Linked DNA regions of Homo sapiens: regions 2 and 3 are each linked to region 1. The links are chromatin loops, found by intact Hi-C in ENCODE. Cell type or tissue: MCF 10A. All regions are shown on one strand. Region 1 holds the start of RPGR (retinitis pigmentosa GTPase regulator). Region 2 has its middle 40 kb from the start of SRPX. Region 3 has its middle 51 kb from the start of RPGR.

Region 1 (8,000 bases):
TAAACACAGCACCCGAATCTGCAAATATAAGACGGTCTTTATTTTATAACTTTTACTATGTTGCCTGTTATTAAAATAACTTTTGAGTAATTTATCCATACAAACCCCTTGTCTCATGACAGCTTTGCCCCCACTCTGGCAATGTTTAAGCCTTCCTTCTTCCACCTTAATTCAGTCTTTCTTATTCCTCAGACTCCATTCTAGTTTTATCTATGAAATCTACTAAATTGAACATGTATTACTCATATACTGGTATAAAGTAAGAAATATACTATCACAAGGAAGGCAGTCATCTATTACTAATAGTTCTGCTGTCACCAAGTAGATGTCTATTCCCTGGAATGAAATGGCACAATCTGTGCTATTCTTGTTCTAGTTAACACCTCATGGTCTGGCCTCTGACTGAGAGCTTTTCTCCACACACAGAAACAGGACAGTATTTCGTTTCCTCATTAACATCATCAGGCTATCCATGGGGAGAGTCTCTATCAGTCAATTTGGATTTTCTTTGGTCCAGTTTTTCCAAGGAACCTCCAGTGTTCTCATGTAAGGGAAACAATGTTAGCCCAAATGGTGAACTCTTTTTATTTTTGTTGAGACAGGGTCTCACTCTGTCACCCAGCTTGAAGCGCAGTGGCACAATCACGGCTAACTGCTGCCTCGACCTCCTGGGCCCAAGCAATCCTCCCGCCTCAGCCTCTGGAGTAGCTAGGACTATAGGCGTGTGCCACCATGTCCAGCTAAATTTTGTAATTTTTGCACAGACTGGGTTTTAGCATGTTGTTCAGGCTGGTCTCAAACTCCTGGTCTCAGGCTCAGGTCTCAAACTCCTGGGCTCCTGCCTCGGCCTCCCTAAGTGCTGGGATTGCAGGCGTGAACCATGACACCCGGCCAAAATGGTGAACTCTTAATTTCTCTGTTGGTAATCCCAATGAATACCCATAAAACCGGAGACAGCACAGAGAGAAACAAATTACTCCACCACTATCTCTTTCATTCGAACTAAGGGAAAGCAGCTAGAAAAAAAACCATAGGCTTTAAAGGCAATTAGGTATTCAAAGGTTGTTGTAAGGATTAAATGAGATGACATGTATAAAGAACTTAGCCCAGAGCCTAGCATCCTCAAAGTGTTAGCTCAATAGCTACCTCTGTAAACTCTTCCTCTACCATAAGAGTTGGAAATGATCACTGGCTTCTCTGAACTACGTGATCTGTAGAATTTATATGGCAAATAATTGTGCTACCTAGCAATCTCTCTAATCAAACTGTTACACAAATCAGCAAGATTTGTGTAACAGTTTGATTAGAGAGATTGGTAGGTAGCACAATATGTAAGATGAGGTCATCACAAAGCAATAAAAAGCTATACTTTAAAAATGTCGGCCGGGAGTGGTGGCTCACGCCTGTAATCACAGCACTTTGGGAGGCCGAGGCAGGTGGATCATTTGAGGTCAGGAGTTCGAGACCAGCCTGGCCAACGTGGTGAAACCCCGTGTCGACTAAAAATGCAAAAATTAGCCGGGCGTGGTGGTGGGCGCCTGTAATCCCAGCTACTCGGGGGGCTGAGGCAGGACAATTGCATGAACCCCAGAGGCGGAGGTTGCAGTGAGCCAAGATAGCATCATTGCACTCAAGCCTGGGCGACAGTGTGACTGTGACTCCGTCTCAAAAAAAAAAAAAAAAAAAGTCACTGCTTTTCTGTGTTGAAACACAGAGTTCACCATTTGTTACCCCAAATGTTGTTTTTTTCCAACTATTTTCTAAGGTTACAGAGGGTATGCACTACCCATATTGCCTAGCACAAAGTAGCCCTTGTGTGTTCTACTTTTCACACAGAAAAGGTCCCCCTTACACACATGTATATTCGTAACTGTTGAATGTTTTGTTTACCAATTCATCATAATGGAGAGTTTGTAGTCAAATATAACTTTCAACATTGTTAATATAAAAGACAGGTTACCAAGTCGTCAACAAAGGAGCACTTTAGCTTTTCCTGATTTCTGAGAATTCAGAATGTTTAGGGATCCAGTTATAAAATGAAAAGATCCTCTCAACACAGCTACTCAGGAAGTTTCTAATTCTCATCTTACTCATGCACTATAGTTAGTTATAGAGATGTCTTTTTCTCTTTCCAGAAACAGTACATGGGAAAGGACGGTTTATCTTTCCCCCCAAAACATCATCACAAAATGCCACGGTCCTAGGAGATTGGGAGAGGAGTACATGGGGATGTTGAGATTTTAACATTCTTACATCAAGTCATTACCTGATCTGAGTAGTATTCACAAACTGTTGTGGCACAGCGTCATTTTGAAGAAAGACTAAAAACCCCTACCATTTCCCAATAACCATTTAAACACACACATACACCAAATAGTAGGCCAGGTCCAGCTTTTGGGGAAATCCCAAGGTGGGTGATCACACATAAACTAATTCGTACCAGAAAGGAAAACATAGCGAATATAAGTATTAATAATAAATATTAATACGCAAGAGACTAGCCACTGTGGACAACTTTTTGAGAACCACTGTGAGGCATCTCAGTTCCAACTAATAATTGAGTTGGGAGACTAGGATCTAGAACAGACTCTGAGTTTCCCCAGAATGAATTACTTTAACATTTTAACTGTTTTGTCTTGGCTCCCCTGGCTTCCCTGATACCCTCATCCCAAGCCAAGGTTTGGTGGCTCTGCTCTGGCCCTGTAATATCTACTGTCAATTTATATGGTCATTTTGTTTACTTTCCTGTATGTCTCACTAAATTGTGAACTGCAGGCCAGGAATGTCAGTTCCGGCCAGGAGCATGGAAGAAAACATACATATTTCAGTGAAGGTATGATTCTGCTCAAACCCAGTGTTTTTTCAAAATGGTCGTGACCTATTAGTGGGCCAGAAAATCAATTCAGTGGATCACGATCAGCATTTTAAAAGAATGCATTATCAAAAAGGTGTGTGTGGAATCTAAGTGGATAGAACAAGGACTGCTTCACCAGACATCTATTTCTGTTACACGGTATATATGGAGTATCGGGTCACAATGTCAAAAGTATTTCTAACTATGGAGCTCAGGAAAAAAAAGGCTAAAAAACACTCGCTAAAGGGTCCCTCTTCTCCCTCTTTGTCCAATTTATTTCCTGTATCCCCTTTTACCCCACAGCCCTGATCACTCACTCTTTACTGCATTCAATACATAACCGGGAGCTCAGGACCTCCAAAGTGCACAAGTCTGGAGTCCGCACTTTGGGGAGTTTACAGAAAGTGTCCCTCCCTGGCCGGGCGCGGTGGCTCACGACTGTAATCCCAGCAATTTGGGAGGCCGAGGTGGGCTGATCACCTGAGGTCGGGAGTTCGAGATCAGCCTGACCAACATGGAGGAACCCCGTCTCTACTAAAAATATAAAATTAGCCGGGCGTGGTGGCGCATGCCTGTAATCGCAGCTACTCGGAGGCTAAGGCAGGAGAATCGCCTGAACCCGGGATGCGGAGGTTGCGGTGAGCCGAGATTGCGCCATTGCACTCCAGCCTGGGCAACAAGAGTGAAACTCCGTCTCATAAAAAAAAAAAAAAAGTGTCCCTGCCTTCAAGAAGCTCATCAAGAGCTTATTTAAAAAGCATACGAAAGACAGGCACCCTCTTTCCCGTTCTCCCCCATCCTGTTCTTCCCGTCCGGTCCTCTGCCCTCAGTCATTCGCGGGAGCGCAACCAGCGATCCCGCCCCAGTCCGGCTGCCAAGCCTGGGGCCTGTCCCCCTACAGGGCCGATCCGGAGGCGGGGCCCGGCCGCCCGCGGACCCTCCCTCCCGGCCTTCCGCCACCGGCGCGGGCGCAACTCACCGGGCATCAGCTCTTCCGGCTCCCTCATGCCACGGGCAGTACGGGCAGCCTGCGCCGGGGCCAGGAGGCTGTAGAGGACGGTTTGGTCGGGGCTAAAGCAGCTACTCCGCACCGACGCGGGCCGCGAAAGCCCCCAAGTTCCGCATGGCGAAACTCCGGAGATCAACTACAACCGCGCTCCCGGAAGTCAACAAACAGCCGCTACGGGCAACGGGGGCGGAGCTTGGGAATGCAAGGCGGGACAGGCGCCGTTGGGGAGGGGAACGGAGGCCGGGTGGCTGGTAAGGGGCAGGCTCAGGCACAGCGGAGGGGCAGTAGAGACCACGCGCCCTCTGGCGGCCTGGAGCAGAGAGGCGGCCACGCCGCGCAGTGATGCTGTGGAGTCCGCGCCCTTGTGCCGTTGGAGGTCCAGGCGCCGCAGGGACCCTGCCCATGAGTGGCAAACGTCACAAATCCCATACTCCGTGACATAAGCAAGCATCGACACACAATTATGACACTACTAGTAATAGTGACCAGCTGGAACATTAAAGGAGGTAAGCACTCTGCTAAAGATATCCCCAGCATCTAAACCAACATCTGGCCTATACTGAATGCTCATTACGTATTTATTGGACAAATGAGTACTATTACAACCCTGTAAAGTGGTTAATGTTACCTCTGTTTAAGCATGTGGGCAGCTAGTCCAGCTAGTCCAGCCTGTAGTCAACAAAAGTAAAAGCTGAGGTGTATATGGTCCACTACTCACAGAACATACACAAAGGGGTAGCCCAACATCATTGCTCTAGAATTTGCTCAGCGATGTTATATGATGCAGGGTTTCCCATGCATCAACATTTGGCTATCATGAAATAAAGAAGCAAAAAGCCATCTTCCAGAATGAGCAGATTTACGTACGTTTGGTAGTTGTGGACATGGGCCCTAGAATCAGACACAATTGGATTCAGGGATCCCTGAATTACTCTTGTGTGTTACCAACACTTTCTCAGGAAGTTTGCATTAACATGAAGAGGGGACATTAAACTATTAGTTACACAAATAATCATTTACTTACAAAGCAAAGTGGAGGTTACTAAGGAAGTGGTTAACAAGAAGCGTTGACCTGGTGTAGGAGGTTAAGAAAGGCTTATCTGAAGAAAGAACATTAAATCTAAGAACTGGAGAAAGATAAGCCAGGAGGGGGAGAGAGCTCTTGGCAGAGAGTAAATTGTGTATAAAGGTTTGTAAGGAGCTTGACTCTTTCCAGGAACACCAAGAGGCGAGGCTGGTTCCTAGCGAGGTGGCAAGGTCTTGGGCCTATTAAGGATCTGAGATTTTATCCTAAAGACAATGTGAAACCACTGAGAAGTTTTAGGCAGTAGAACAACAGGACAGGATCAGTTATGTGTGTCCCTGAAATCATTCTGCCTGGTCTAGATGCTTTGTAGAGAATAAACTGGAGCAGTGAGAAGGGTTCAGAGGCTATTGCAGAATTTCAGACATGTGGTCAGGATGGCTTGGAGTACAGTTCATTGGTGCCAGAGAGGAGCAGGCAGATTTGAAAATATTTTAGGTCTTAGAATCAACAGGAAATGGTTTCTGACTATTGACTCCTAGACAGTGCTGGACTACCAAATAGTTCTTAGAGCAACAGCAAAGATAGGGCCCTAAATTATTTTGAAAAGGATTTGATATTCATTTTTAGAGTATCATAATTGTTACTACGGGCAAATGAGAATTTTTAAAGATTTACTTTTTAATATGCAGTCATTTGTTTTTATTTCAAAATACAGTAAGGCACATTTTGGTGCTAAGCATCCCAGAAGATATTGATGCAGCCCTACTCCAAGGTTTCCAACATAAGCAAATAGCAGGAGGGGGGCACCATTTACTGAGATGGGGAACACTGAGGAAAGAGCTGGCGACATTGGAGTTAGGTAAATGGGGCAAGAAGAGCATAATGAGTTCATCCTTGAGCACACTAAGACATCAAATTGGAGGTGCTGAGCAGGTAATTGGTGAGCAGAAGCCCCAGAAGGAGGCACGTATTTGAGGAATGACTGGGTCTATATAGTGAAAGCAGGCTTGAGATACTTGCAACACTGGAAAGTGACTGTAGAATTGAGGCAGTAGAATAGGGTCGGGAGGCAGGAAAGCTAAGGCCAATTCATGCTGACTTCCTAGAACTAAATCAAAAGGAAACCCCAACTTTCCATACCTAAGTAACAAAAGAACCAGAGGCTACTCCCTTTGCAACCCCCACCCCCTTTTTCTGCGTGGCAGACGGAAAATTGAAAGTATCTCTGATTAGTTGCTTTTTGCAACCAATCAGACATTTGCATGGGAGTGTAACTTTGTAACTTCACTTTAGCCTCTGATTGGTTGCTTTCCACAACCAATCAGATGTTTGAATAGGGTGTAACCTTTGTAAGTACACTTCAGCCTCTGATTGGTTGCAAGGCCACTAGTTCATTTACATAGTAACCAATGGGAAATATACCAATGGTTACTTGGGAATGGCACCAAGTAACCAGTGGGAAACCTCTAGAGGGTAATAAAATCCCAGAAAATTCTGTAAAGGGGCTCTTGAGCCCCTGTGCTAGGGCCTGCTCCCACCCTGTACTTTAGTTTTCAATAATGCCATCATCTCCGGCATCTGTGAGTCTATTGCTTTACATGGCAAAAGGGACTTTGCAGTTGTGAGATGCTGGATTCAGGACCTTGAGATGGAGAAATTATTCTAGATTAACCAGGTAAGCCCAATTAAATCCTATGAAATCTTAAAAGTGAAGAGCCTTTCCAGGCTGTGGTCACAAAAAGATGTGAAGATGCAGGAGTGGTCAGAGAGATACAACAGCGCTGGCTGTGAAGATGAAGGTAAGGGCCATGAGCGGAGGAATGCAAGCAGCCTCTGAAAGCCGGGAAAGGCAAGGAAGTGGATGCTCCCCAAGAGTCTCCAGAAGGGAATGCAACTCTACTGACACCTTGATTTTAGTCCAGTGAGACCCGTTTCACACTTCAGAACTACAATAGTGTACGATAATAAATGGGTATTGTTTAAGCCACCACCAAGTTGATGGTAATTTGTGACAACAGCAAGAGAAAACTAGCACACCATAGTTGATCTCATCAAATCTTCACAGGAACCCTAAATGAAGTACTAACTTCAGTCTCATTTTTGGGAAGAAGAATCTGAGGTTGAGATCACATAATTTTGCAAGGTCCCATATTTATCAAGTGGTAGATGCAGGATTGAACCGTCAGTTCCAGAGCCACATTTGTACTGCAAATTCACATGAGCTCTACAGTATGAAAGTGTGTGGACCCTTGAGGGTCCCCTACAAGTCCATGCAGCAATGCACACACATCTTCAAGGATGCTCTTGCCTCCTCCAAAGAGCCCCCTAGCAATCTCTGCTTCATCATCATTCAATTCTGAGGCTGTGTTGTGTTTTTTTGGGAGCCCTCTCCAAATTTGCAATGAGGCCACATGACCCCTTCATGCATCAAGGACGTTCACATGCCTCATCACAGCACTTATTATACAGTGTGATGTGATTTTGTGGCTGTCTTTCCACTAGACTGAGTTCTTTCATTTCCTGCATTGCAAGCACTACCTCTCTTTGGCCAGAACATAGCACTATGTCTGGTACATAGCTTACTAAAATGCAAGTTCTATGAGGGCAGGGAGGTTTGTCCATTGTTGTACTCCAGTGCCAGACTATTACCTGGCCCATAATAGCTACACAATAAATATCTGTTGAATGGCAGAATTAATGAATAGCAAGTTCTCAAATACGCAGAGGCTGAGGGTCAATAAACCTATAAAAATAATAATTTAAGCCAGGAGGAGGTGTCATCCTGACCCCATGTAGAGGGGCTGGCCTTAGCTAGGAGGAGATACATTTCTAGCATAACAGGATATAAATGTTATCTATATAGTATTTTTTTTTTGAGACAGAGTTTCCCTCTGTTGCCCAGGCTGGAGTGCAGGGGCATGATCTCGGCTCACTGCAACCTCTGCCTCCCGGGTTCAAGCAATTCTCCTGCCTCAGCCTCCTGAGTAGCTGGGATTACAGGCACCCGCCACTACACCCAGCTAATTTTTTTTTTGTTTTTTTTTTGTTTTTTTTTTTTGTTTGTTTTTTTAGAGATGGAGTTTCATGATATTGGTCAGGCTGGTCTAGAA
Region 2 (8,000 bases), 67 kb before region 1:
AGCCCCCAGCACATGTACACCTGCTTTCTGATCAGTCCCACCATCTCGGTACCTACCTCCCTGACATCTTGTCATCCTAGATCAGCACCTCTCCCGCTCCACACACGCCTGGCCTGGCAACGCTGTGACCACATGTAGTCTCCTGGCTTTTTCCCTGAAGAGCCTGGTCTCTAAATCCTCTGGGCTGGAAGGAATCAGATTTTCAAACCCTGTGAACACCACCCCTGACCCACGATCCTTTTTGTGTCTTTCTTGACCCAGTAAAATGCTCTCATGTAAAAAAATAAAATAAAATAAAATAAAAAATAAAATAAAATAAAAAGTGGTGTCCCATGAAAAGCAGTTTGTAAGCTTCCCCGGGAGTTCTGTCAGGGCAGGGCTAAAATTTATAGCCACTCCCCAGAGAGATTCCTGAAGACTGAATTAGAGGAAAATCAAAACACATTTATGCTTTGGAGAAAACTTGACTGTTTTATGCTGTTTGAATTGTCTTCTAAAAATGAGTTTTAAATTATAAAAAGTATTAAAATAAATATGTCATATTCCTTCACTCAGTTAATTGTGAAAGCACATGGATTGACTCTTCACTGGCACATATAGTAGGTATATTCCATTGTGGTAGTTTCCTTGTTTTTCTGGGATCACAACTAGCCTACACTTTCCAGTTTCCCTTGTAGTAAGTTGGGCACATGTCATCGAACGCCAGTGGAATGTGAGCAGAGTGATACATGCCACTTTCAGGCCTGGAAAATGCCAAGGCTCAAGGAAAATGCTAAAGCCATCAGATGATAGATGCTAAGGTCCCTGAATGTGTGGAGCAAAGCCAACTACTCACCCTTAGTGTACTATCATGTGAACAAGAAATAAACATTTATCATGTTTAATAACTCATAATTGGAGTGTCTTTGTTATAGCAGTTAAACTCCCAGGCTAATACAGCCAGTGACTTTCAGAGAATATAACCTGGAAATTTCTGCTAATTATTACTAGAAGCTTATTTGTGACAAATAACATTCTGAAGGTGTATAGTAATTTGTAAGTTCAGATCAGTTATTCTCAATTCTTAGTGTTGTGTCAGAATTACCTAGGAAGCTATTTTAAAAGATACATATCCCAAAAGACTAGCCTTGACCTAGCGAATCAGAAGTAGATAAGACATAGGCAGTTATATTTGAAAAACTTCCTTGTGTTTTACATATACCCTTGGCTAGGAACCACTACTCTAAGATAACCCAAATTTTATCTTTAGATGAAGCCAGATTATCTGACCTCATTGTTTTGGGGCCATATAATTTATTTTCCTGGATTGGGTTGTTTTAAAGTATAGTTTGATTGTACTTAAAAAATTAACATGTAATAACACTGATCTTTTTGTGTAAACAGTTCTACAGTTTTATAAATTTTACACATTTAAAGTTTCATGCTTTATCACAAAAATTAGGACACAAACCATTCCATCATTTCAAAACACTACCTCATAATACCCATTTGAATTCACACCCTTAACCCCTTGAAACCACTGATCTGTTATCCATCATTAACAGTTTTGTGTTTTCGAGACTCTCATAGAAATGAAATCATACAGTAGGTAAACTGTTGAGACTGGTTTCTTTCACTCAGCATAGTGCTTTTGAGATTTATTCAAGTTGCTGCAGATATCAACAATTTATTTCTTTTAAGGCTAAGTAGCATTCCATTATACAGACCTAATACAGTTTGCTTTCCAATTACTATTGAAAGATATTTGTGTTGTTTCCAGGTGTTGGAGATTGTGAATAGAGCTTCTATAAAACATTTGAATACAAGTTTTTGTGTGAACCTAAGTTTTCCTTTCTTGAGGGCAGGGCTTTTTAACTTCAGCATTATTAACACTTTGGAATGGAAAATTCGTTTTCAGGGTTATCCTGTGCATTGTAGGATATAGTATCGCTGGCCTCTACTCACTACATGCCAGTAGCATTCTCCTCGCCACCTCCCCACTCCAAGTTGTGACAACCAAATATGTCTCCAGACATTGTCAAACGTCCGCTGGGGTGGGGAGAGGGAAAATCTCCCTGGTTGAGGAATACTGCCTTAAAGGAATTGAAACATCTAATATTACTTTAGTGTGAGACTGCTAGTGACAAATATCACCTTTTGTCTTTAAAATTTTTATGATACATATTTGTACATATTTATGAGATACGTGTGGTATTTTATTACATGCCTAGAACGTGTAATGATCAAGTCAGATTTAGGGGATCTATCACCTTAAGTATTTATCATTTCTATGTGTTGGAAACATTTCAAGTCCTCCCTTCTAACGATACTGAAATATACAATACATTGTTGTTAATTATATAGTCACCCTACTCTACTATTGAATATTAGAACTTGTTCCTTCTATCTATATGTTTGTACATCTTATGTCTATATGTTTGTACCCATTAACCAACCTCTCTTCATCCTCGTTCCATGCACCTGTCCCAGCTTCTGGTAACAATCACTCGACTTTCTATCTCTATGAAATCAACACTTTTAGTTCCCACACGAGTGAGAATATGTGAAATTTGTCTTTCTGTGCCTAGCTTATTTCACTTAACATAATGACCTCCAGTTCTATCCATGTTGCTGCAAATAACAGGATCTCATCCTTTTTGGTGGATAAATAATATTACATTGTGTATATATACACCACATTTTATCTATTCATCTGTTAATAAACATTTAGGTTGATTTCATATCTTTGCTATTGTAAATAGTGCTGCAATAAACATGGGGGTGCAGGTATCCCTTTGAAATATCACCTTTTGTTTTAAAATGTCTCTGCTACCTACATTTCTGAAATAAATTTTCTCTGGATCCGAAATTCTAATTTGGCAGTTTTTTTTTTTTGACAGGGTCTCACTCTGTTGCCCAGGCTGGAGTACAGTGGCATGATCTTGGCTCACTGCAGCCTTGACCTCCCAGGCCCAAGCGATCCTCTCACTTCAGCCTCCCAAGTAGCTGGGACTACAAAAGCACACCACCACACCTGGCTAGTTTTTGTATTTTTTTTGTAGAGATGGGTTTTTGCCATGTTGCCCAGGCTGGTCTCGAACTCCTGGGCTCAAGTGATCCTCCTGCTTTGGCCTCCCAAAGTGTTAGGATTACAGGCATGAGCCACCACACATGGCCTGTTTTCTTTCATTACATTAAAAAATAATTACATTACCTTTTGGCTTTCACAGTTTCTGTTGAGAAGTCAGTTATGTCTTCATAGTGTTCCTTTAAATATGCCATTCTTCCTGACAGCTTTCAATATTTTTATGTTTGGTGGTGCTGTGGTCACCTCACAGAGGTGAAATGGATTTTCCCCCCAACACAAGATTTACTTATGATGATGTCACATACGCATCCAGAAGGTATGAAAATGTTTATTACATACATAATGAGTCTTACTGGGGAAAGCAGGCATGCACGCATCCTAAGCTGGTCGAAAAATGTCTTGAGAAAATAGAGAAGACTGGCTTGGGATTTTTATGGTAGTTGAGGGGTGGGGCTGGGATAAAGGTTCCCACATGCAGGCTGAGGCTTGAGTGTTTTGAACTTCCAGCTACTACCAAAGGAGGGAGCACCTGAGCTTTCTTGTTAGCTTGCCCAGATGTAGGGCAGAGGGAAACGGAGGAGTGGGCTTAAAAGTTGTCAACGAACATCACCAATGGAGTCACACTCTAGTACAGGTGTTAAGTAATTTTATTATGAATTAGTGTTGTTTTATATTTTTCTTGCTTGGGGTTTTTAGTGCCTCTTGAGTCTTTGGGCTGTGGCCTTTCATTCTGAAAAGTTCTCAGAAATTTTTCTTCAACTATTGCTTTTGTTCTATTCTCTCTTCTCTTTTTGGGATTCTAATTACACATATATTTGACCTTGTCATACTACTACAAATATCTCAACAACTATCTTTTGTATTTTGCATCATTTTGTCTCTCACATCATATTTTCTTCTGGACTCTTTCAGTTTACTTTCTTTCCATCAATGTATCAGTAAATCCACACACTGATGTCTTAATTTTACTGTTTGTATTTAGTTCTAGAATTTAAAATTCATTATTTTTTTCACAGCTTCCATTTTCTACTAAAATCCTCACTCTTTTGTATTAATTCCTTGAAAATATTAAACTTCAGAAACAACCAATACCTCTTGGTGAAAAACAGCCCCATGTGCCAAGCACATCTATTTGGGCTTCATTTCTCTCCCAAATTTTGACCTCATAATTCTTATTTTATTTATTTTTTTAGACAGAGTCTCGCTCTGTTGCTCAGGTTGGAGTGCAGTGGCTCGATCTCGGTTCACTGCAACCTCCGCCTCTCAGGTTCAGGCGATTCTCTTGCCTCAGCTTCCCAATTAGCTGGGATTGCAGGCGCATGCCACCACACTTGGCTAATTTTTTTGTATTTTTAATAGAGACGGGGTTTCACCATGTTGGCCAGACTGGTCTCGAACTCCTGACCTCAGGTGATCTGAACCTCATAATTCTTTACTGTCCTGATAGCATTCAGATACTTTCAAATTTGTTTTAATATATATACTTTAGTCCAAATTTTCTATCTGTTCCCAGTGGTAGGATGGTCTGAGTCACTTACTGGGAATTACTAGAAACCTAGACACTTGCTTTTAAATGCATGATTACATTTTACAAGACAACTGTCCCTGTTTGTAAAATGTCAATGCCATGAAAAAAATATGGGAAGAGCTCTTTTAGATTGAAAGAGACTTAAAAGACTAACAAACAAATGCAGGGCATGGACCTTGATTGATTTCCAGTTTAAATGAACCAGCTTGTAAAAGACATTTTGAGAAAAGCAAGGGAAATGTGAATATGAGATTGGGTAGCAGTTGACATTAGAAAATTATTGCTAAATTTGTTAGGCAAGATACGAGCACTGTGGTTACACAGGACAATGCACAAAATGTCATTTGTTGAAATGCATCCTGATATATTTAGGGTTGGAATGTCAGGATGTCTAGCTAAAACATGAAGCAAACATAGCAAAGTATGAGTGAAAGATCTATGTGATGGGTTCATGGGTATTTATTATATTATACTTTCTTGTATATTTGAAATATTTCAAAATAAAAAAGTTTTTAAAAACCACAACAGATTAATTTTAAATAAACAAGTTTCATATTTAGAGTAAATTTTCCAGCTTTCATTTCTAAAGTCTTATCTAGTAATTACTGAGGAAACCAACTTATACGTCTATCTTTTGCTTAAAGTTTTCTCCAATTGGTTTAAACTTTTATATTAATTTTCTAATTAATTGCTATATGCAGTAAATTAAATAATTGCAATAATTAAGGAGTTAATATAAATCTGATGGCAAGTTGTAACATATGTTACCTAAAAATATAAAATCAAATGTTCATATGCACAGAGTTTTAATGATTTTTAAGTAATTATAGGCTAAAAACAATACAATAGAAAACTTTGCTGTTGTAATAACCTTTGTGTCCACAGGGGAAATTCTGTAAAAACTTTAAAAGTAGTGTAATACTATTTTGACAGGTTCTGAACAAATTACTTGGACAGACTGCTTTTAAACCTCAAAAGATTTTCTAGAATATTAAAAAGGTGTTCACCTTGGGACAGATTTTTTTTTTTTTTTTTTTTGAGACGGAGTCTCGCTCTGTCAGCCAGGCTGGAGTGCAGTGGCGCGATCTCGGCTCACTGCAAGCTCTGCCTCCCAGGTTCACACCATTCTCCTGCCTCAGCCTCCTGAGTAGCTGGGACTACAGGTGCCTGCCACCACACTCAGCTAATTTTTTGTATTTTTAGTAGAGATGGGGTTTCACCATGTTAGCCAGGATGGGACAGATTTTTACCACTGAACCAGATAAGATCTTTCTTAAGTAAAAATAAAAAGTGTCTTATTGTCACTTACACATTCCTTAAAATTAGATACAGTTCTCTAGCCCACTGCTACTTAAGACATCTCATCTATTATAATATACATAGTATACATACCAGATGAAAATAGAAGCAAGTGGAACTATTTGGGAATGCAGCTTGCCGTGCCAGAGAAGTTTTCATGTTGTAGTTTTAGTGAATATTTTTAGGGTTAGGATAACATTTCCTGATGTTTTCGGTGATTAGTATTGTACAGTAACACTATGCCAAAGTAGTTCTCTGTCACAATTGTTAGAGGGACTGCTTATCAAGTCTGTCTGCTGTCTCTGAACTTTATTGTAGCTTCTTCCAACAGAAACATTCTACTTCACTGTTTAATACAGTTGCACTACCTCATGATCCTGACTCCCCACACTCAAAAGAAGGCTTAGTATGCATCTGTATGCAACAGGAAACTTCAATTACCTTAGTAGAATGATCACTTTTCTAGTCAATTCTTTAACTCTCATTTCATGCTTAAAATCTCAGATCAAATTAGGAAAGATTACAACTAAGATAAATCCAGGGCCTATTTCAACATGTTTTCCTTGTAAACTAGTTTCTCTTGCCAAAATAATGTACTTTGTTTAAAATAGAGGTCACAACTTGGCCCCTTGAGAGCCAAATTTAGCCTGCAGTTATGGCTTGGCCCTTTCTAAGTTTACACACACACACACACACGCGCGCGCGCGTGCATGCACACGTGTGTATGTGAATGAGTTATCCATATAAAAACCCAGATTTCCAGCTTCTTTTTAAAACAGCTGAGGGGCTGGCAATCAGAGCACAATACTGGGAAACAGAGCAATTGCCAGCTAGAACAGACTGGCAGCAGCTCCAATGTGCTTACCTGCCCAGCCACTGAAAACAATTTAGTTATGTGACTCCTGGTTTACATGCATTGTTTGTTCAATTCAATAAAGTATCTCCCTCATTCCTGAGATGAAGATTTTCCAACCTTTTGATTTGCCTCCTGTTTTTACTTGCTAGTTTCTTATTCTTACAAGGTAAAAAAGTAAAGCACATGTTAAAGTTCTGTCTAAAAAGATACTCTAAGCCTTTTTTTTTTTTTTTTTTTTTGAAACAGTCTGTCACTCAGGCTGGAGCGCAGTGGTGTGACTTTGGCTCACTACAATCTCTGCCTCCCAGGTTCAAGCAATTCTCCTGTCTCAGCTTCCTGAGTAGCTGGGATTACAGGCGAGCACCACCATGCCTAGCTAATTTTTGTACTTTTCATAGAGATGGAGTTTTGCCATGTTGGCCAGACTGGTCTCAAACTGCTGGGCTCAAGTAATTCACCCGCCTTGGCCTCCCAAAGTGCTGGGATTACAGGCGTGAGCCACCAAGCCTGGCCGGTACTCTAAGCTTTTTAAACAACTACTATCAGATGAGAAATCTTTAAATCACAGGCCCCGGCAAAAGGAAATATTAAGTATGGAAATACTTTCGATTTTGGTTGCCTCACAGAATCAAAGTGGGCAGAAAATCTCGGAATTCAAGTTGAGGAACGTAATACAGAAATCAGTATGGCTCTGTCCCATAATAATTATTCTGCATCTTATCTCTAATCCTGTTGCCACTTGGGTCTCCTGTGGGTAGAGGTCTATGACAATAACTTCTTTCTTGTTGCCAACCTTGATGATTATAATACTAGTTGACCAAATGTTCCCCTTTTGGATGCTTCTGACGGTGTTCTGTTGGAAGAGACAGGGTCTTCCCTGCTCATGGAAAGACTTTGTTTTCCCTTTATGGATTTATAATAGCATATGGGTAACAGAATTGTACTGCAATGAAGCATATGGCAAGTATTTTAAAAAATGGAGTTTAACCTTAAAGCATGTGCGTACAAATTTCTGAGAAACAAATCCTTGTCTGAACACTACAAGTGTAGATGTGATCATTTGTTTAGTCATCATTTAACATTTAATACTTGCTCATTGTGTCTAGGATACTGAAAAAGATAGCCCTGAAAATTCCTGCTTTGATGTAACTGGAGATACATTAAATGAAAGTTTTAACATCACAAAGAGCCTCCACTGGAGACATATCATTAAAAATCTAGGATTCAGCAAGAGTCTCTAGAGAAATAAT
Region 3 (8,000 bases), 51 kb before region 1:
GCATGGTGGCACATGCCTGTAATCTCAGCTACTTGGGAGGCTGAGGCAGGAGAATCGCTTGAACCTGGGAGGCAGGATTGTGGTGAGCCAAGATCGCGCCATTGCACTCCAGCCTGGGCAACAAGAGCGAAACTCCATCTCAAAAAAAAAAAAAAATCCATACTTAAGCATCTCATAGTGAACTGAAACACACCAAAGACAATCTAAAAAGCAGCCATAGAGAAATGGCAGGTTATATACAAAGTTATCAGCAATTATACTAAAGCAAAATTATAGACAGCAATAATGGGAGCAGATACTAAGAGAAAATAACTGTCAACGAGCCACACTATCATTCAAGAACTATGGTAAAATAAAGACATTTTCAAGTGAACAGAAACTAAAAGTTTTAACTGTCAACAGACATCTGTGATAGGAACTTCCAAAATATTTCTTCAGGAAGAATAAGAATTCCAGAGGGGACATCTGAGTAAAAAAGTAGTATAAAAAATACTAAAAACATACGATTTGTGATGTTAAAAAATTTTAAATACTGGGTACCATAACTTCTAAAATAAGAAAGAAGAGGTGATAGGCAAGAAAATTCTTCTAAGGTCCTGGCATTATTTGGGAAAAAGATAGGAACATTGATGAGCTTTAGATTTTAGGTATGCATGTTAAAAATGTCAAAGACAAAATCCAGCTGTATAGGCCATTTACAAGAGACACATCTAAAACATAAGCTAAAGTAAAAGGATGAAAAGAAGATCATCATTCAAATGCTAACCAAAGGAAAGGTAGTATATTAAAAATATGCGACATCACCTGAAATTCTTCAGGTTTTGGGGCCATGAAAACTCATATTAAGAGAGTTAAATTATGTGGATTGCCATATGAAAAGTAAAACAAACAATTGAATTCAAAAGGATCAAAAAAGACAATTCATTTCACTTACCTTCTTTGTTTTTTTCATGTCTTTGCTTGGTGTTGTTTCACTGTTTTCTAGGATTTCTAATGAACTGCTATCTGCATCATCAAGCATGTATCCTACAATTGGATCATTCAGAAATACTAGTTTTAACTAATAGGAAAAAGACAAGACCTGATGCTCTCAGTGAAACTCTATGAACCCTGAGTTGTGGGGTAATACGAAAAGAGCTCACCCCTGGAGTAGTGGACAACATCTACACTGCATATTTCCTGAAAAGTTGAGTTAAAGTGAAAAGCCCAGAATGACCTCACCAAAGTTGTAAATGTTTAGATGACCAGTATCCAAATATAGCTACAAAGGTAATAGTCAATGTTAGAGAAGACTTCTGTAAAATACAAATTACTTTAAAAATTAACCTAGTTATAATTACATTCTTTGTACTCAAATGGACATGCTATTTTTTGGTGTTTCAAATTAATCCACATGTTCTATATCTGAATAATTATCTTCAAAGTATACTTGTGAAGCATATGCATTGTTTTAATTTTATATTATCAACTACTTTTAAGCTTATATTTAATTTCTTTGTAGTGCTTTAGGCTATATGTTAAGAATACTTATAGGTGATACATTTTTTAACACTTGCCTAAAATATTCTAAAACTTACTACTCTTATGGCAGAAGTTAAAAGGAACAGGATTAAGGAAACTATTCATTCTTCAGCTTAAGTTTAGATCAGATATCCAGTATTACAGATAGTTATTTTTTTATGAGAACACAATCATACTGCCGTGTGATGGTGTGGAAACAATGTGGGAGTCATACTACAGAAACACAGATGATTTGTGTCTAGATTATGTAGATCTCAAGGGCAATCACAGTCTCCTCTATTCCACAGCACCTGCTCTCTGACACTGATAGGTAGGCTTGGGAAAGGACTTCTCTTCAGTATCTACGGTAAGACACTCAGGTCTGAGCCCTCGGGGGTAAATAACTGGGTGGCCATTGTGGCTTTAGGCCAGCCCAGTAGTCCCAACTTGGTTGGGCAATGGAGTCTAGCAGTGTGCACTAGAGATATAAATTGGAATTTGGGGCAAAAGCTTGATTTAATAATACTGATTTAATAGAGAGAAAAAAGGTAGTAAAAAGGCTACTTAAATTCCTTAACACCAGCCGGGTGTGGTGGCTCATGCCTGTAATCCCAGCACTTTGGGAGGCCGAGGCGGGAGGATCACCTGAGGTCAGGAGTTTGAGACTCGCCTGGACAATATGGCAAAACCACATCTCTACTAAAAATATAAAAATTAGCCAGGTGTAGTGGCACACGCCTGTAATCCCAGCTACTCGGGAGGCTGAGGCAGGAGAATCACTTGAACCTGGGAGGTGGAGATTGCAATGAGCTGAGATCGTGCCATTGCACTCCATCCTGGGCAACAAGAGCGAAACTCTGTCTCAAAAAAAAATAAAAAATTCCTTAACATTGACACATAAGTAGCCATGAATAATGCAATATTTGTATGTGAAGAAGCTGTGGTGGTTATATATAAGAACAGATAAGTCTGTATCACATATTTCATAGCTTGTTATGAGGATCATGTGACAGTAAAAATTATAGCATATATGTAAACTTATATGTAAGCTTATAATTACCCAATTATGGCATACATACACATATATATGTGTGTATGTATGTATGTATATATGTATGTTATCAAATGTGCTCATACCTTTTGGGTTTTCATTGTACTCACAAATGGCCCGTTCCTCTAGGTTGGCTTTTTCTTTCTATAAACAATAACAAAGCAATATAACAAAAAATATTTTTGTGCTGTTCTAGAAAACTTAAGTCTGAATCTTTAAGCAGGTTCTAGAGTCTGCCTCTAGCTAATGACATAAACATGTGACAATTACTTCACTTTGCTGAGCTCTTGTAAAGTGAGGGGCCTTAGATGCTGACTGATTGCAAATGTCCTCCTAGCTTAAAATTGTGTGATTAAAAAAACTGTATGACTCAAGAATTCTCCTCAAAGAAGATTCATGAACGCTAATTGGCATACAACTTGTCTCAACATTTTACAATGTCAAATTGGTATTTAATGATTTCTATGTTAAATAATCTTAAGGACCACCCTAACCTGAATTCATAAATGTTCCCTATAAACAGAATCATTTTCTCCTTCTGAAATAAAACAGTAACTGCTAGAATATTTTTTTTCTTAGTGAGAGAAAGGAGTCTTGGATAAAGAAGGAACCAAGCAAAAGAATGACCTTTACCACAATACCAATTTGTAAATTAAAAATGTATGCACACAAAACATGTTTCACAAGTACACATTCAAATAAAATGACAAATATGTTTCAGTGGTTGTCTATGTTAGGGAAAAAGGGGAAGGGGAATGGAGCTAAAAGAGAATACATTTACATGAGAAGAGCCTTGCAACAGACCAATGATGAGAGTGTTTCATACTAGAAGGTATGACTCAGTGTTCTGCATGAGAGGTTCAAAAAATGAAAATAAAGATGAATCAGTACAACGTCATTCACTTTGGGTTGCGGAATTCCATACTTCTGAAGTTAATCCAGAGTAGTGTTAGCAAACAAATGATTTCAAACCTACAAACTATCTCCTAGCAAGGTCACTCTCAGTCAAAACTGCCAATGGAAGAGATTATGTTTTGGGCTTCTCTAGCTCCACTTTCAGGGTGATTTTTGCTTCCTTAGTGATATCTTCTCCTATTCCTTCTATACATAATTTTGTCTAGACTGCACCTTTGAAGAACTGATCACAACTTCAAATACTGCTGTGACCAACTTTCAATCATTCACACATGTAAACATACACAGGTGTGTGTACACATACACACCCCATTTCTGCCACCAGTGCCAGGGCTCCTAACTTTGCACTTTCAGCATTTCAAGGACTGAGTGCTGAACTTCTTGGTTAATTTCCCAACGGTGTACTATCCTGGCCCATACCATTCTACTTCCACTCATGCGGGAGGCAGAATGCTACCAAGCAGCATTCTAGAAAGTGTGCTAGAGACAAAGTTTGCTTAGTTCACAAATAAGCCAAAGCCTTTCTCTTATGGCACATGAATTCATGTATTCATGTATTCATGGGAGTATTTCTGATCCCAAAGGCAACTGGAATCTGTCCTCTGCAGAAACTAGAGAACCCATATGTTTTCTCCCAGGATCTCAGGATTTAAGCATCTATCATCATACCTTTTCAATAGTTTCAGCTGAGCTATCATCATTGGTTCTTTCTGCTCCTTCTGTTTTACTGTGATAACCTGTAGGAACACTTTCATCATCTCCCACAGTTTTCTTCTTGCTTTCCACATTTTCAGCATTAATTTCCTCATCCACATCTTCTAGTTTTAGTTCCTCAGTTTTAGAAAATTCATGATCCTGTGACAAAATTGACCATCAGAGAAGAGTAAGATTTTCTTGTTAAAAAACGAGGGATTTGATATTGCTGTCATAAATAATTTGTGTCATCTAAAAAAACCAGGAAAATATTAATTCAAATATTGAAGCCGAAGAAAAAAATACTGTACAGTCCATGCTGAATATCAAGTTACTGTATTAACAAGGATTTTACGCATGCCACTCTATTTCAATGACTAGGATTTCCAAAATTCTTACTAGCACCCATGGCAAGGTTACAATGGAAAAAAAAAATAAATACTCTTTCTTGGTTGTCTCACAATGCTTTCAACCTTGAGAAAAGTTTAAAAAGCGTTCTGTCTACTGTAGCATTATAACATAATCATATCTATATATTATATTCATTTTCCAAAATATAGGGATTTAGAATCACTTCAGAAGTACGATTCACTGACAGTCATGAGGAAGATAAGTATAATTATTTACATTCCAGGAAAAAAGATAAAGGAACATAGACAGTTTAAATGGTTTGCTCATGGTTATTAAAAGCAGAAGGAAAACCAAACAGAGGCAGAACTTGTTCTGTCTGGCTACTGGCCAGCTAATCCAAACGATAAAAGAGGCTGTCTATGGATTTGATAGACTGATAGTAAATCATGGAATGCTTATTAAGTATAGGCAGAAAATATTAGTTTCAGCCTTTATTCTACACTGAGATTTCTTTTTTTTTTTTAACTTTCTAATTTTGGGTGAAATACTCTGATTGTCATTAAGATATTAGGTTTCTCATTAGATTCCCCCCCATACTTTTCATTTACACACTTCACTAAAGTTATAACTTTATAGTTTATTATAATTAAGTTTATTATAACTGCTTCTAAAATATGTGAAGCAGTTATCAGTGCCATTTACTCCTTCAAATAACATTTGTACAAAGTTCACCTTGGCAATATTTGCTTCAGACCATATCCCCTTCAACACTGTAATTAGCTTTTGATGGTCAGCTTTCTAGTAGCTGTCTGGCTAAGGATAAAGCCTGACTGATACTCAACAGAATCTTTAGTAGGTGGTTGGAAAATAATGCCTCTAAAATTTAACTCACCTTTCTTCTGGTAAAAATATAAAATGCGAGAGTCCAGGCTAGGAAGAGGATGTTTATACAGTACACCTTAATAGTAAACATTAGTGTCATCCTCAGGCCAATTGCAAAGGCGTGGCCTAATAGCATTCCCACTGAGGACAGGAAGCCCTAAGTAAATAAAGCTTTGAGATTTTAAAAAGAGTTTCAGAAGCTACTCAGGAAGAATTAGATTTAGGTTAATCCAAGGTCATGAGGCAATGTATGCAAGAGAGGAATGTGGGAGAAAGGAACATGGTACCAGGGCAGACAGCTATTTCAAATGATGATTGATTAGACTGGGTAGGGTTAACATGAGGTAGTTATCATTTACTTTTAAGCTTTGTTTTTGTCTGCATGATTCCAACCGCCTGTTTTTTGCTTTTGTTTGAGACAGGGTCTCACTCTGTCACCCAGGCTGGAGTGCAGTGGCACAATCTTGGCTCACTGCAACCTCCACCTCCCGGGTTGAAGCGATTCTCCTGCCTCAGCCTCCCGAGTAGCTGGGATTACAGGCACCCACCACCACACCCAGCTGATTTTTGTACTTTTAGTAAAGACGGGGTTTCGCCATGTTGGCCAGGCTGGCCTCAAACTCCTGACTTCAGGTGATCCTCCCGCCTTGGCCTCCCAAAGTGCTAGGATTACAAGCGTGAGCCACCACGCCCAGCCTGATTTCCCCTTTTGAGTGACTTATATTGTGTATCATGCCTAGCCAGGTATACATTATGGGTAGCTAAAATTATCAGAAACAACTTCACTTTGAAAGGGAATGGGAAGATTACTAGATTTAAGACTTATGACTGATAGTTGTCTGCATAAATATACATAAATGAAAGGTTAACTAAAAAGAACAGTGCTCCTGAGACAAGGAATTTCAGACTATGCCCCTCTTTTCACAGAGGGAGGGATCAGTGAGCTGTGTTCCCAGCATAATCCTCAATTACTTGGGAAGCTTGGCTAACCTAGCACCTGGGTCAACTCCAACTGGGCTTGTTAACTGAGGTATTCATGTAACCACAGGATAATGTCATGCTATTATAAAAAGACACGTGGGAGTTTTACCTTATTTTAGAAATAAGTAAAACACTCATAACAAACTACAATTTTACTCATTAACTTTAAACAATCTATAACAATGAAGAACTTTTGGAACTATATCATTTTCTAAATTTGAGAAAGCTATTAGAAAATGACATTTTCACTAGAAATCACATCATAGCACTCACAGACTAAGCACATTTAAAATTATTCTAAACACATCTGGACGACTACTTGAAGTCACAGAAAGCACTTACCTTTTAAACTGAAACAATTTGGGAGTGACTGGCAGAATACTGTCATTTTATAAAAAGAAAGAGTAAAGTTTAAGTACATTCTTGGCACTAGAACCATCTAAGAAGATGTAAACAGGTAGTCTGAAATGGTCAGTATATGTCTGTGTCTTGCGTTAGGATCACAGTAAAGAAGTGAATGGGCCTGACCTCTCACAAAAGGACCCTTTGTTTCATTGGTCAGGCATGGCACAGTCAGGTGCAGACTCTGGTCTGGCCCAAGGCAACACTTTTCATATTTCTTAAGGAACAGAACAAGAGAGCAAAGGTTCCTACTGAGGTTTCTGTTTACTTAAGAACACAATTACATCGCATGCTTTAAGGAGAATGCTGGGATGGGGGCTGGGGGGTGGGGCTGAGAGTGGGAAATGACTGAAAGGGGTTAAAGTGAAGCTTCTGAGGGAGCTGGTACTGTGTTTTTCCTTGATTTGGATGCTGATCAGTTTGTGATGGGTGTATTCACTTTGTGAAAAATATATTGAGGGACACATGTATGAGATAGGCACTTTTGTCCGTGGGTATTATAGTTTTTTAAAAGTAATAAAACAAACCAGAGCTATAAAGTATAAAATTTTGTGCTATAATTCAGAATTTCTGACATGCTTCAATGTCATGTAGGGTAGAAAATGTTTCCCAGATAGGTTAATATAGCATAAAACTTTGTATTTAAGTTATATCAGGTAGAAAAATCAAAATTTCAAGTATATATTTTTTTTTTGGACAGGAAAAGTTAACCTGTAAGTTCATGTTTTAACTACACTGAAAATCATGGAAACAGCAGTATGGGGTGGGAAGGGCATTAAATACAAAGCCCTAAGCACTGCTTTCCAAGCCTTAATCTAATCACTCATGGCCTGAGCATGGCACCCAGTGAATGTATTTTATAGTCTACCTGTAAAATGGAAAAATAACATTAGCAATACCTACCTCAGAGGGTTTGTGTAAAGATTAAAAAGATTATTTACAGAGAAAAATAACATGAGCATATACTATATATTTGTATATAAGTATAAATAATTTTGTAGAGGCCCCTCCATAAAAAGTAAGATAGAATTCTTAGTGTGCATTGAGGACTGTCGAAAAACAGTAAGTTTGGACTTTTTTTTCCCATAATGTCCCAGATCTTATCACTGGAAAATAGTTCATTTAAAACGTCCACTTATTTTTGTGTCCTCTATACATCCTTTTATTGTGAGCCAGGAGCCTAGCATCAAGGCCAGTGAGGGAAGGAGCCATGGGAACTGGGGAG

The links. Hi-C counts contacts between places; a loop is a spot of excess contacts. Peaks named below come from ENCODE experiments on the same cell type or tissue, not always from the same donor. Only the 100,000 strongest peaks of a DNase experiment are listed, where the experiment ranks them.
Region 2: it touches region 1 in a loop (16-fold over the local background); 18 of 110 quality-filtered maps call a loop at or near these places.
Region 3: a loop joins it to region 1, with 7 times the contacts of the local background. A loop is called at or near these places in 18 of 110 quality-filtered maps.

What each region holds. Positions count from the first base shown.
Region 1 is chrX:38,323,507-38,331,506 of GRCh38, forward strand. It overlaps RPGR (retinitis pigmentosa GTPase regulator), which reads right to left and starts at 4,003. Exons shown (of 15, transcript NM_001034853.2): 1 at 3,834-4,003; 2 at 1-18. The coding sequence starts at 3,861. It also overlaps a transcript of OTC not described here. RefSeq lists a silencer at 3,692-3,941. In MCF 10A, a CTCF peak has its summit at 4,174 (motif pointing left); DNase peaks (open chromatin) are centred at 3,735 and 4,085.
Region 2 is chrX:38,256,856-38,264,855 of GRCh38, forward strand. No RefSeq gene overlaps it. Among named protein-coding and RNA genes, the nearest start is that of SRPX, 40 kb to the left of the region's middle. In MCF 10A, a CTCF peak has its summit at 3,612; a DNase peak (open chromatin) is centred at 3,576.
Region 3 is chrX:38,272,452-38,280,451 of GRCh38, forward strand. It overlaps a transcript of RPGR not described here. Among named protein-coding and RNA genes, the nearest start is that of RPGR, 51 kb to the right of the region's middle. In MCF 10A, no CTCF peak of the experiment used is centred here; a DNase peak (open chromatin) is centred at 3,420.